2 separate regions of the Homo sapiens genome follow, and region 2 is linked to region 1. The links are chromatin contacts, found by Hi-C or POLR2A ChIA-PET in ENCODE. All regions are on one chromosome and are shown on one strand. The core of a region is the stretch at or near the end of the contact, and the rest is flanking DNA. Distances in the headings are between cores, read along the strand shown. Region 1 overlaps NR2F2-AS1 (NR2F2 antisense RNA 1). Region 2 holds the start of SCDAL (stem cell derived angiogenic lncRNA).

Region 1 (6,669 bases), core at 2,750-5,249:
TCATTTCATTCATTTATGCATTCGTCCAGCATTAATACACTGTTTTCCAAGCACAGGGCTAGGTGGTGGGGGTTTGAAGATGAAAGCGGTAGCCTCTGCGTTCAGCAAGGAATTTGCAGTCCTGTGAGGTGATAGGCACTTGCACCCATGATTATAGTGAGAAGTAGCTGCTGGCCCAGAGGTTGACAGAGGTATTTGAGGGAACACAAGGGAAAGGCCCCCTGAGGTGGCTTAGATGAGGCCTTCTGGAAGAGGGGAGGGGACAATTGAACTTAGCTGAATTTTATAGGATTCAAAAGGGACAAGCGAAAGTAAGGGTGACATGGAGATACTCGAGGTGAAGAGAGTCTGGGAGACAGGAGAAAGCATGGCTCTCTGGGGCTGTTGTCAGTGGTGACAAGGTACCGTGTGGTGGGGATGTGGCTGTGGAGAAGTGGAGAGGCACCAGGTTATGAGGACATTTGGCCAACACTCGTCCTTCAGCAAGAAACAAGTTCCCATATACACTTTGTAGTTCACATCTGTTGAAGTCTACCCACATTTAACTAGTAAACAAGCCTTGTATCTTATTTCTTTCCATTTCCTCTTGAACCCATCTCGTTTGCTGCCTGTGGCTAGTCTGGGTTGATAGTCCACCTTAGCGGTTGGTTAGAGGCTGCTATTAGTATGACCAGCCTTAAATAATTTGATTTTCAGGTTGGGTAAGTCACAGTATCTCCTGTGGGCTTGATAGTCAAGCTACACATTTATTTAAAAATTGGTTTCTTCACATTATATTTGAAAGCAGTGCTACTCATTCATCTGTAAACCATTAGGCTACATGTATAACAGTATCTCATCTGACTTTTATCTACGGAGTTCCGAGGATCCGTTTCAGGTCCTTGCGGATATTCCAGTTCTCTATGAAGTCTATTGTCTTATTTTATTAGTTTTCTCTTTAGGACAATCCTATAGTGAACTGTGTATTTAAAGGAGAAGAGAAACCGTTGAATAAATTGTAGAGATACACTCAGACTTTCCTCCTCATTGGCAAATTTTCGGGCGTTCTTTTTTGTTTGTTTATTTATTTGTTTTTAATTTAAACAGGAGATTTAAACTGGCCTGGTGTGGCCTGCAGTAGATAACGTATTGTTTGGCCCATGAGTTATAAATCTAGAGATTTCACACAAAATATGGCTTCTTTAAAAAATCAAAAGATATGATGCTGTGGCTCTTAGGGGCTCGCTGTGGGGCTAAGGCACATTCACTCCCAGGTTCCTCAGGGTGCCTGGGGCACCCACTTCACTCACCAGGATTCCCTGCCACATCCCCAACACCTTTGCCTTCCTGTCTACAGCTTGGACTTGACCTTTTCCCATTAAAAAACTGGGTGAATGCCAATCAGCAGGTACAAAATGTAACCCTCTTAGCGCAGAAGTTTTAAAACAAGGCATGGACTTAATAACTCAATGAGGAAGCAAATACTTTTACAGAGGCTTTGCAGGTTAGTGATAAAATAAATTTCCTGAGTGATTTTACCCATTGCCATGGAAGGAAAACAAGGGAACCACAAATGTTAGACTAAGTACAATTTACCAGATCAATGATCGTCCAGAAAATTCCCTCCATCCTTGCACTTACTTCCTATCATGACTGTCTCAGAACTGTTTTTTGGTGAGAATATGAGAAATGTAAAAATGAAGAAGTAATTTTCTCACTCTCTAACAATCAGAAATCACCACTGGGGTTTTCTTATATTTTTCGGGGGGTTCCTCTGGCACCCACTTTCCTGAGCTTGGTTGGAAGTGCTAGCTTTTCCTGGTGTTAATTATTAATGTGACCTGTTTATGTACCAGTTATCCGGCTAACCATTAATATCTGTTTACTCATTGATGACCTTTGCAATTGCGTACCTAGCTCCTGGCTGTAAATGTCAACTTTTTGTTTTTATATGCTAAATGTTTTCTCTATATCTACTGAGTACCTGAAACAACTCCTTAACAAGGTAAAATAATATCAAGCCACACAAATATAACCTTTATGAATATGAAAAGGAAGACAAGTTCCTTTTCAAGCTATTTTTTCTGAGGGCTCAGACAAGCTATTTTTTCTGAGGCAACAGAACTTTCCTGTTTGGAATGAGCAAGAGATGTACACAAATGGCAAATGCGAAGGATCCCTGAGGGGGAAAAAAAAAAAAAAACAATTGGCAAGAAAAAATGTTCTTCTGCTCTCTGCTTAGTTTGGGGAGGCGGGGTCGGGGGCAGGGGCAGGGACAAGTAAAGGACTCTGACCTAATCCTGGGGAATGAAACCCAATTTTACTTTTTCAAAATGTCAGTGTTAAGCACTTGCACATTCAAGCAGGCCTGCAGGATTGATCTCCAGCTACCCAGTCAGTCCACATTAACCCCAACACGAGGAAGACATTTCCATTCCACACAATGGTAATGGCTAAAGCTGAGATTAAGCAATGCAGCTGGATTAGGGCTGCAACTGGTGACCTTAATTTTACCCATCATTGGAGCCTGTGTACATTTGACTCTTCTTAATTGCATTTGCCTAATTTAAACAGACAATAGTAGCCCAAGACATTTTTTCACCCCCAAATAATAAAAAAGGAAGAAGAGCGTTTTCCTAGAAATTAACCACAGGACAGTGTTGTTATGTCTGCTGCTTGGGTAACAAAAGCAGCTGTTCTCTTTCTCTTGCCCCATTAACATACCAGCACTGGGGAGGACCCATTGAGATATTATCCACCTTTGCATAACAATACAACTTTAAAGTCTCATAGTGCTTCTTTAGCGAAATATTTTAAAATATTAATATCATCCCAGCTGTAAATAACCATGATGGAATTCATAGAGATTAAAGTTTTGAGATCCGCCTTAGGTGTACCTTCACATTTTCTTGTTCATTGAGTCCTAACTTCAGTAAAATTAGTTTTTTTAGATAGAGCTCTGAACACTTGCTGTGACTGTCACTTCATGTTGAATTTATCATATAGAATTTAAGGCGGAAGACTGGGGAGCAATCTGTCACAAACGATTGTATTCGTAATCGTTGAGGGTTGGGATGGGGGCTGGGGAGAAGATAAGCATCCTAGGGCCGCTCTTGTCGCCTGCACCATTCATTCGGCTCCAGTGGCATCGGTGAGGCGATTTGTGTAGGCTGAGTGTGTAATGTGTTTCCTTCAAGCCTGCCTTGATGGTTCTGTCTATGCTGTACTTCATGCACATAAATGCCTCTCAGGTTTTTTCAGCTAAGTGATAACTCAGCTTGTCTTTCCCGGTGAATTCGGTAATAAATAGATATATGGGCTAGACGTGGGGTGTTCTGACTTAGTTAGATCCTCTCGTGTCCTGGAATAGACAAGTGGACTCAATCATTGTGCTAGCAACAAGATACATACTTTCCAGGGAAGCACGGGGTTTTATGCTAAGTTTACAATGACATGAACTGAAAAGCAATTCAAAGTCAAGGTTAGTATGACAACCTCACATCCGTCTAGGGCATCTAGAGGGGAAAACGGTCAAAATGCAACATTATTTTCTTTGAAAACTGAACATCTGTTAGGGGATTTTGAAATGATAGAGAAGTAGAACAGTTGAGTTGCTTCTTGAACTCATTTAATGTGTACATTTTACTCTGGGAAGTAAGTATTTTCCCAAGACTGCTATTCAGCGCTGCATTTTTTTCCTCTGATGTGCCAGGCGTTTCTTCACAACCTCTGGATGTTGCAAGTCAAGTACTCTTAATAGCTTGCAGATCTATATCTGGGTATCAAAATCACAGGCTTTTGAACTTTGCCAATCAGAATCCCACATTACATTTCCTTTTTATGTCACATGCTCAATGAGCTTAATTGACACATGGAAAATTTCCTGTATACATCTTACTCAAGGCAACACTGGAAATTTGGGTTTATGGAATGCGTCGGCAGCCCTGAACGCTCTTGGCTTCTTCGCTGCTGGCTTGGTCTGTGGCCCAGAATGATGCAAGTTAGGCGTAGCTCAGAACTCTCAAATTAGCTGCTGGGGCGGTGTTAGGAGTGTGTTCAGGCTCAAGAGCCATTTTTGAGGGCTGGAAGAGGGAGTGGGGAGGCTCTGGCCCACTCCCCACTGTGAGGCAGCGGAGGTTACCGTTGTTTGTGAAGACTCAGGCCGTTAACTTCTGCAGGAAATCTGCCCTCATTCCCAGCCTGCAGTATGGCTAGGGGCCTCATCCTGGGCCCCTGTGGGATACTGGGATTATTCTGTCTGTAGCACTTATCATATTACACTAAAGATCTGCTCATGGTTCTCTCCTCCAACTAGACGGGGGAGGCATTGAGAGACAGGACTCAGCACCCAGCACTGTGTCTGACCTGCAGAGATAGTAAAGGCAGCCTAGGTGCTGGGTAGGCTCTAAGACTAAGCAGGACTGGACATGGGGATGCCAATGATAATAACAGCTCCTAATTATGGAACAGGTACTCAGTGATCATAAATGCTAGCCTAGGTGATTCCCTACACCCATTTTACAGATGAGAAAGGTAAATAAGATGTAGCAAGGTCAGGTAGTGTTCACAGGGTAAATTAGGAAGCCAGATAACTGAAAGGGGAACTGGGAAATCCCAGGCTATTCCTTATGCTCTGAACATACACACCTCTGATTTATCTGAAGAAAGATAATACTTCCATGATCAAAATACAATGGAATAGCACTTACAGAGCTAGTGAAGCCTAGAAAGAGTCCAGGCCTTGCTGCAGTTTTCTTCCAGTGGCACTCAGAGGGGTTTGTGTTTTCAGTTTCTGTATTATTTTTTGGCCTATGCAGTATTTCGTTCTTAGCATTTTGCAATAAATTGGTGGTCTCTCAATATTTCTATGTATCTGGTTTTACCATGTCCCAGTTGTGTGATCTTGGAAAATTTACTTCTGTGTTCCTCTGTTTCCTCTGCTGTGAATGTGGGGATGGAGGGTTGTCTTCAGGAGTGACCATTCTAATATTTGCCAAGATCCTAGAATGGTGCTTAGCACGTTCTGAGTGGGCAGCAAACATTAGATGTTCTGATTTACGGTTCTAGCTGTCCCTGTCTCTTCTCTCTTCTGCTTGCCACTGTCCCCACCTACCTGAGCTTCCCTCTTGTGGCTGTGCTGCCCACAAGCGTGTTGGGTGCTGGGAACTTTGGGTGGCGCATTTGCTGCATCTGTCAGCCTGGGATTAGGGGCCAGTGGTCCACGCTCATCCTCTCTGAGAGGCAGCCGCTTCTGCAGGGGCTGCCATGGATTGTGGCTTGTCTGTAAGTGGCCTGCTTCTCTGGCCTTCGCCCCCTTTCCATCTATCAAAATCTCTCTCTGTCTCCCTGCCTCTCTCTCTCCCTCCTCTCAAAGGCCTCGAGCTTCTCCCCTCTTCCTCCCTGCTGGCATTATCTCCTCCCACAGCTTGAGCTTTGGGGAAACAAAAGCCAGGTGTCTTGGCTTTGGACTTTTAAAACAAACCTCCCTCGAGGCAGGGGCACAGAGAGGCCTGACTTCCTTTGTAGAGCAGAGGGCAAACGCTGAGATAAAAACACAAATTAATATATCAGTAAATTATCCTGCCCCACTGACATACTCTCTAATCAGAAAGACAGTGAAAACACGGGAGGATGCCAGGAAAGAATCCAGGGGAGGAAGGAGGAGCCACACAGCCAGCAGCAGCCCAAGGAGAGCAGCCCCTCGGGAGGCTGCAACGGCTGAACTTTTCCCCTGACATTTTACTGGATGTGCAGGGAGCACCAGCTTGCACCACCGTGGGGTGACAGGAAGAGAGAGACAACAGTGAGAAATGGAGAATGGAGGAACCAAGGAAGAAAACCGAGGCAGGGGCAAAGAGGCAGGGCTAATAACCATGTGGGCTAAGATCTCACTCCTTTGGACTCATAATCATCACAGTGACCTTCCTTAGTGGCCTCACTCACTACAGAAGTCACCCCATTTTAAAGATGAGGGGCTGGGCATGGTGGCTCACACCTGTAATCTCAGAGGCGGGTGGATCACCTGAGGTCGGGAGTTTGAGACCAGCCTGACCAACATGGAGAAACCTCATCCCTACTAAAAATACAAAATTAGCCGGGCCTGGTGGCAGGCGCCTGTAATCCCAGCTACTCAGGAGGCTGAGGCAAGAGAATTGCTTGAACCTGGGAGGCGGAGGTTGCAGTGAGTGGAGATTGTGCCATTGCAATCCAGCCTGGGCAACGAGAGTGAAACTCTGTCTCGAAAAAAAAAAAAAAAAGAAAAGAAGAAAAAGGTAAGGAAACAGGAAGTCCAGGATAAGTGGACTTTCCCAATTTCCTGCACCTGCTAAATGATGGAGTCAGGTTTTCAGCCAGAATGTTGGAAGATGGTGATCATGCAGTTAACCACTTTGCTATTAATACAGGCTCCCTCTTGACAAGTCTGTGATCTGATCAAACTGGAGAACTCAGTTGGTGTACGTAAACAGTAAACAAAAACCTGGTAGAACCAGAAGAAATTAAGACTATAAAAGAGAATGAGCCAGAAGTGGTGGTGTGAGCCTGTAGTCTCAGCTACTTGGGAAGCTTAGGCAGGAGGATCTCTTGAGCCCAGGAGGTCGAGACTGCAGTGAACACGCCACTGCACTCCAGCCTGGGTGACAAAATGAGACCCCATCTCTAGGAAAGTAAAGAAAGAGAATGAAGCTCTAC
Region 2 (6,318 bases), core at 3,782-6,281, 160 kb before region 1:
AAATTAGCGCAAAGAAAATGTTTCCCAGACCTTCCTCACAATTAGGGCATACGGATGGGCACAACGGCGGGGTCGACAGTGGGGATGGTGGGGCCTAGCCGGGCGACCGTGTTGGGTGGAGGCAAAGGCCGGAGTCCTCACTCCCCAGGAGGAAAAGGAAAGCTTCTGGAGAGAGATTAATGACACTCCGCCCAATCACTTCACTGGGTTCGGAACCTTTTTTGCAGAAGAGGGGATGTTCTAGATTTCCCATCCTGGCGGAGATGACAGTTCAACGACCGGCCTACTCAGTCCCAAAGCCACAGGGCGTTTTAATTAGTGATGAGGCTGGTGGAGGGGCTGGCGGAGCCTGGAAGGCGGAGAAGGAAATGCGGAGGGGGAGACGCACAGCCCCAGACCCCTCCCCCTCCTCGCCGGAGCCTCGGGAGCTGTAGGCAGAGGATGCTGAAGCGAAGTAAGAATTACTTAATAAATTAGCTGCCCCTCTTTAGAACTTGCTGTCAGCCCCGCCTCGGCAGCCGCACGTAGGCGAGCGAGACCCCACTGCCTTCTCACTACGCCCCTGGATCTCCATAGGCGCACCCCCACCCCCAACCAGGGTCTTGGACAGGCAGACAGCCGACAGCCCAAGGGATTGGCCCAGAGAGGGCCAGGGAGGTGGGAACGGTGGCATTTTCAAGGAGGAAGCAGTTTCTGTTCAGTGCGGGAGATTATTTCCTCAGCTGCTTATTTAAAGAGACAGAGATGAGAGAGAGAGAAAGAGAGGTTGATTCCCTTCTTGTTGTGGTTATAAAAAATTTAATTTTGCCTTTGTCTAGAAAGCACTGTATTATTGTGATTATTAAACAACATCGTTTCCCTTCTCACTGCCAGGCAAGGGAAGGGGGAAGAAAGAGAGAGGATTAAGGAACATTTATTTAAAAAATAATACATATTACAAATAAGTGTATTTTTAAAAACTAAACCAGGCAGATAAAGGCAGATGAGAAACTGCAATGAGAGAAAGGGGCGGGGGGAGAAAATCGTTTGATTATTTAAAGGCTAATCTAGGCAGAAGAATCAGAAAAAAGAAACTTGGGAAAATAAGGCAGCTGCCATTTCCTACGTGTTAGCTACATGACTTGAAAAAAAATAGGAAAAGAAGCTATTCTTAGGTATAGCCAGGGTTGTAGTTTTATACTTTGATTTTAGCAACAAGTATGAAAAGATCTAAACTAATTGATTGCTGAGTTCCTTGGCCCTTTTCCAAAGAGCAATATAGATTTAATTGTATGTTGCTTAAAACTCCATTTCTCGAACAGTGTGAAGCATGTAATAAAAGTCATAAACCGTATCGGAGATTTTTTTTCCCCCACAAGCATAAATACCCAACTGACACTTGGAAATCTTAGCTAATACTCCTTATGGGTTAAAACAAAACAACAAAAAACAACAACAAAAAAGGCATCTGTGAGGGGGAGCCACATAATAAAATCCAAACTGTTAATCCATTTTAACTCATTCAAAAGAACCTGCAGTTGCGGATGGGTGTTTTGCAGAGGCGGGGCTGGGGTGAAGATACCCCACATCAGACACCTGATCTGCTCAAATTCGGTCCATCTAAACCACTCTCCCCTAAAGGAAAGAAGTCTGGCCTACAAAAAGACACCAGAAATATCTCCACCAGAGAAAATGGATCTGAAAGTTGCAGCCGAACTGCCTGGCCAGAACTCTCTGGCCAAGAGACAGGGAAGCCACTCCGCGGCTTTCGCTCTCCGCTGCCCCTAGCCTGGCATCCCCCAAGGAAAGAGACCGGCCTGGAGAGGCCGTGGGAGCGCTCCAAAGCGGCGCGGCAAAATCCACCCCTCTCCCCCTCCTAGGCAGCTCCCCCTTTCCCATTGTCCTCCGTTATCCCTGACCCCCAGTTGCTGTTGGGGTCCAAAACCACCCGCGGCTCCCCCTCGGCCAGCTGTATGCTGCAGAAGCGAAGAGTCCCGGCCACGCCTGCGATTTGGTCGGAGATCTGCCGCTGCAGCCAAGTTCGCGGCCGCCATCAAGCTGGCGGCTGCGCGCGTCTCGGGCCGTGCCCTGGCGTGGCCACGCGGGCCGGCTGCAGGCGGAGATCTGTAAAAATCCACGTGAGCCGCCCCCTCCTCCTGCTGCCCGCGGCCCCTGACACTGCAGCATTGAAGCCTGCCCGGAGGTCCCCGAGGTCTCCGAGTGTGACAGTACTCAGCATAGCGGGTAGATGGCACAATTTTCTAACATTTAGAGAGAGGAACCCACGCTGGGAGCAATAAGTCCATTTAAAAGCCCTTTATTTAAAAGGAACAAAGATAACTGACAAGCGAAGTACAGAGACATCTCAATGAAATTTCCAAAGAAGAAAGAGAAATCAGAGGCTAAAGCAAATGCGAACTGGGCTTGATGGAACAGGCCAGCACTTTCCTCCCCCTCAAAAGGAGAGCAGATAAAAGACAAAAAGAAAGAGGTGGTGGTCATTGGGTCTGTGCGGTAAGGATCACAGACCAAACCAAATTCTAAAAGTCCACAGCCACTAAACTTTAAAATGGCCGGGTGGCCTCGGTGGGGGAAGGTGAAGGAGAAGCTAGATCAGTTTGGGGGAAAGAGATATGGAAGTTTTGCCCCTGCCTTGGAGGCTCTTCCCCAACCTTTGATAACAGGTATCTCTGCTTTGGCTTGGGGTCTAGGGAGCCCCAGGAGGATGGGCAGGCAAGGCATTCGTTCTGGGCACATCTGAGCCCTTCCAAGGGGCTGGGCACCACAGGCTTCTGTCCTACAGCCACGTTTCCTACAATGGGGCCCAGGGCTGGGCCGAGTCAGCCACGATCCCAGACACTAAGATTTGGTCAAAAGCAGGGCACTTAAGCTCACACTCAGAGACTTGGGTACAATTGTGCCCCTTCCAAACTAAGAAGGGCACGATGGCACCCACTGATGTCTCCTGGCAACGCCAAGACAGCCCACACTTCATCTTGTGCTCTGGCACCGCCACCACCCTCTCCCTCCCCACCAAACCTACACGCCAGATCGATCCCCCTTGCCAGGAGAGCCTCAAGCTGAGAGGAGGAAACAGAGGAGGGGGCGAGAGGCCAAGGGATCCGTGAGGCCACCTCTCTGGTCATCCGGGCCGGCCTCTGGCCCCCAGCGACCCTGGCCAAGCAGGACCAGCGGTGGGAAGGGGCACGGCAGCTATCGTCCGCAGGGGGTCAAATGATTGCATTTGGGTGGGTGCTCGCCGACATATTTGCTGAGTAAACCTCCCTCGCTGGGCTGAAGGCGAATCCCCGTTGATAAATCCATCATTACCGTTCGGATTCAGGGAGGCAGCCGCGCCACTAAATTCATCTTACATTCGTAGCGCTTTAATAGACATTTATGAAATGCTTTTAGAGAGAGGCATGGGGTGCGTGATTACATCCTAGTTATAGACAGAACATAAAGACCCACGTTAACACCCATTTGCAGGAAGGAAGGAAAAGGTGGGGAGGGGGTGGTAAGGCAGAGAGATGAAGTGAGGAGAGGCAAGGAGAGATGGGGCGGGCAGGGGCACGGTGTCTAGGCGTTATTAACGAGGGCTGCCTGGCGGGAGCCTCGGAAAGTGACAGGCTGCGGAGAGAAGTACTCGCTCCCCTCGCAGTTCCTGGGGCTTCCCTTCCCTTGCCCCCCACCCACAATCCCCCCGTGGTGGGCTCGTATTCTCTCTGCCAGGGAACAAGGGACGCCGCACTGCCTCCGCCGACCCTTCTGTCCCTCCAACCCCCACTGCTTCTTCACTTTATTCCAGGCCTCTCCAACTTCGACCCTTTGGAGTGGCCAAACCAGAAAGAGAAGGGAGGGAGTCCCCGCATGCCGAGGACCCCAAGAACTCCTTTAAAGCATCCTCTTCACCCCACCTCACCCCCAACCCAGAGAGCAACAGAGCTGGGCCAGGTTCCTGCAGCAGAAAGCAGACGCCCAGGCCACCGGGCGGAGTACATCTGCTTGCTCAGAGGGTTCCTTGGCCTGGCAGTCTTTGCGGAAGGACCCCCTGCTCTGCGCCAGGAGGAAGCCATGCCACTTTCGCGCCTTCCATCATCTCGTGCCTGGGAACTTGCCCTGGACTTGCCCCGCGCCCCCCGACCTCATCCTCAGGGAGCTGCTCCTGTAGGGATGCCTGGGCCTCCAAAGGGCCTAACGCCTTCCTGAGGGCCCCATTAGCTTCGCCTAGAAGCCCAGTCCCCGAGCTTTGCCGGCTCTGCGCGCGCTCTCACCGCGCCCTCGCTCCCCCGGGACGCAGCCACCGACCCGGGCCGGGACAGCAGCCGGCAGGACTCCGGGCCCTCCCTGGCTCTTGGTAAAGAACACTTCCGCTATCTCAAAGTTGCCATAAGAAAATAAATACAAGTGACATTGTACTGGGCCAAAGCTCATTAGTTCGTTGTCCAGGCCTAATAAAGGAACAGAAGCGCAAATTATAGAGTTCAGCTTCAACACACGCTCTGTCACCCGAGATCAGCGCACCGCGAGCCTGATTCCAATTGCTCCGAACTTGCAGCGCAGTTCGCCCCCCACCCCCTCCTCTCAAGCAGGAGGTTGGGTGGAAAAATATAGTTCCAAAGGGGGTAATGATCAAGCTTTTCCTCTCGGAAGCCTGCGCCACCTCATTTCCCATCAGTAATCCCAATAAAATTAACGTCGTGGCTGCAATTGAAAAGAGGAGGGCCCGCAACACTCCTGAAATAACACACTCTCCCCAGCAAAAGGTAAAAAGCAAAACGGCCCTTTGTTCAGCTAATTAACGAAGGCCCAACTCCGAAAGCAGATGTGTTTGCTTAGCTAATCACAAGCATGTTTCTTTCAAGGAACGTCATTTCGAGGGGGCCGCTCCGGGGGAGATGGGATAGAGGGACACCACCCCCCAGGCCCATTCTGCCTCGGGTCTCTCACCCCGGTCTAAGATCCAGAGGCTGAATCCAGGCAGCCCGTCTTTCACACCTTTCTTCCCCTCAGCCCTACCCCAGAGGCCCCATAGGCAGAGACTTCAGCGCTAGCCCCAAGGCCAAACCTGCAAGACACGAGGGGGAGAAAAATAAAAGTTTTAATGACACAGATGCCATATTAAATGAGGCAGTTTTACAATTCACTTTGAATAGGACGCTAACTTATTACAAGTGTGTTATCAGAAGGACGATAAGATTTACAACTCCAAGAGTCAGCTTTGCGCCTTAATGACAATGGATGTTAAGAGGAGGAAATCTGTTCTCTATTAGAGGAGATGAGAATCCCTTCCCGGGTTTGGGGGCATTTACAGAGGCCTCCAGGACAGATACCAAGCCCTTTGTGTCTCTGTATGAAAGATTCTCTCTTTCCCCTTTGGCTATGAAATAGGGTCTCCTTGTTGGGTTAGCACCTTGCTCAGCTTTTTACCGTGTGCTTGGGATAGAAAAAACAGAAGGAAAACGAGATAGAATTGGGGATGGAGATAGAGGTGGGGTGGGGAGCGGTTCTTAGCCCTCTGGTTCCTCCAGTAGTACTACTTCCCGGTCTTTCTTTACCATACAAAAAATAGCTTTCCCCTAAACCAACACAGTAAGCAAACTTTAAAAAACTGAGGTCCTATTACAAACCAACGCCCAGCACTAACTGCTTTAAAATTACTGCATAATTAGATTTAGTTGAATTTCACCATTAATTAGGCAGCCGCACTGCAGGGAGCCTTTGAAATCTGAGAAAATGGGAAAAATCATCTGAAGCACGTTTTTTAAGCCCAACTTCAATAAATCTTGACGAGGCCTGGAATTCAGAGAGTATCCCAGGCGGCTGAGGGAGAGGGTTGTCCAGGCCGGGGCTGGGGATGGAGCTGGACGTGGCGGGGCGATATCCCATCCGCCCGAGAAGGGAGCCTGGGCCCGGATCCACTATCTCTGCAGAGGCCCTCAGAAGACCCTCTCTAGGAGGCCAGGTCTGTCCCACGGCCGCCCTTGCCCACTCTCAAACCTATTAGAGAAAGAGGGTCCTCCGCTGCAGTCGCTCTCCTGCCAGGGGCACAGTCCACGCGGGCTCACACATTTCTAGGGTCTGCGACCACCCGCCTGGAACCGGCCCTCAGCCCCTGCTAGACCCTCCCACCCCCCAATCAACCCTCCGCCCGGAAAGCCTCCTTTCCCACAACTTGGGCGTGCAAAAGCAGCAAGTTCTGCCCAAGTCCAGCGGGGTTCGCATTCCGCCCTCCCCACCGCGCCCCAGCTCCGCTCGGGCCCGCGCAAACCCCGGCGCAGCCCCTGCATTAATGAGCGCGAGAACTGACCGAGGTCTGTAAAGACCGTCCTCTTCCCA

Evidence for each region. A loop is a pair of places that touch in the nucleus more often than their neighbours do. ChIA-PET counts read pairs that join two places held with the same protein, here RNA polymerase II (POLR2A). Pooled maps may share reads with other maps.
Region 2: a map of right lobe of liver shows a loop between it and region 1 (3-fold over the local background). The contact joins the promoter of SCDAL here to the enhancer-like site in region 1. A Hi-C loop is called at or near these places in 4 of 168 maps with a recorded cell type or tissue (Caco-2, HepG2, gastrocnemius medialis and 1 more) and 1 of 50 pooled maps. POLR2A ChIA-PET finds 5 or more read pairs at or near these places in 2 of 52 experiments (Caco-2 and HepG2).

Annotation. Positions count from the first base shown.
Region 1 is chr15:96,179,266-96,185,934 of GRCh38, reverse strand. The region is part of intron 3 of NR2F2-AS1 (NR2F2 antisense RNA 1); the gene reads left to right. The region is part of intron 1 of LOC112268156 (a long non-coding RNA gene); the gene reads right to left. Among named protein-coding and RNA genes, the nearest start is that of NR2F2-AS1, 140 kb to the left of the region's middle. RefSeq lists enhancers at 2,386-2,887, 5,194-5,694. Within about 2 kb of position 3,999, at least 9 of the 41 ENCODE cell types and tissues checked have a DNase peak (open chromatin) inside an H3K27ac peak, as active enhancers do; they include right lobe of liver, where a contact is called at or near this core.
Region 2 is chr15:96,341,610-96,347,927 of GRCh38, reverse strand. SCDAL (stem cell derived angiogenic lncRNA) reads right to left here and starts at 5,031. Exons shown (of 2, transcript NR_198964.1): 1 at 4,930-5,031; 2 at 2,284-3,363. RefSeq lists enhancers at 5,528-6,047, 6,048-6,318.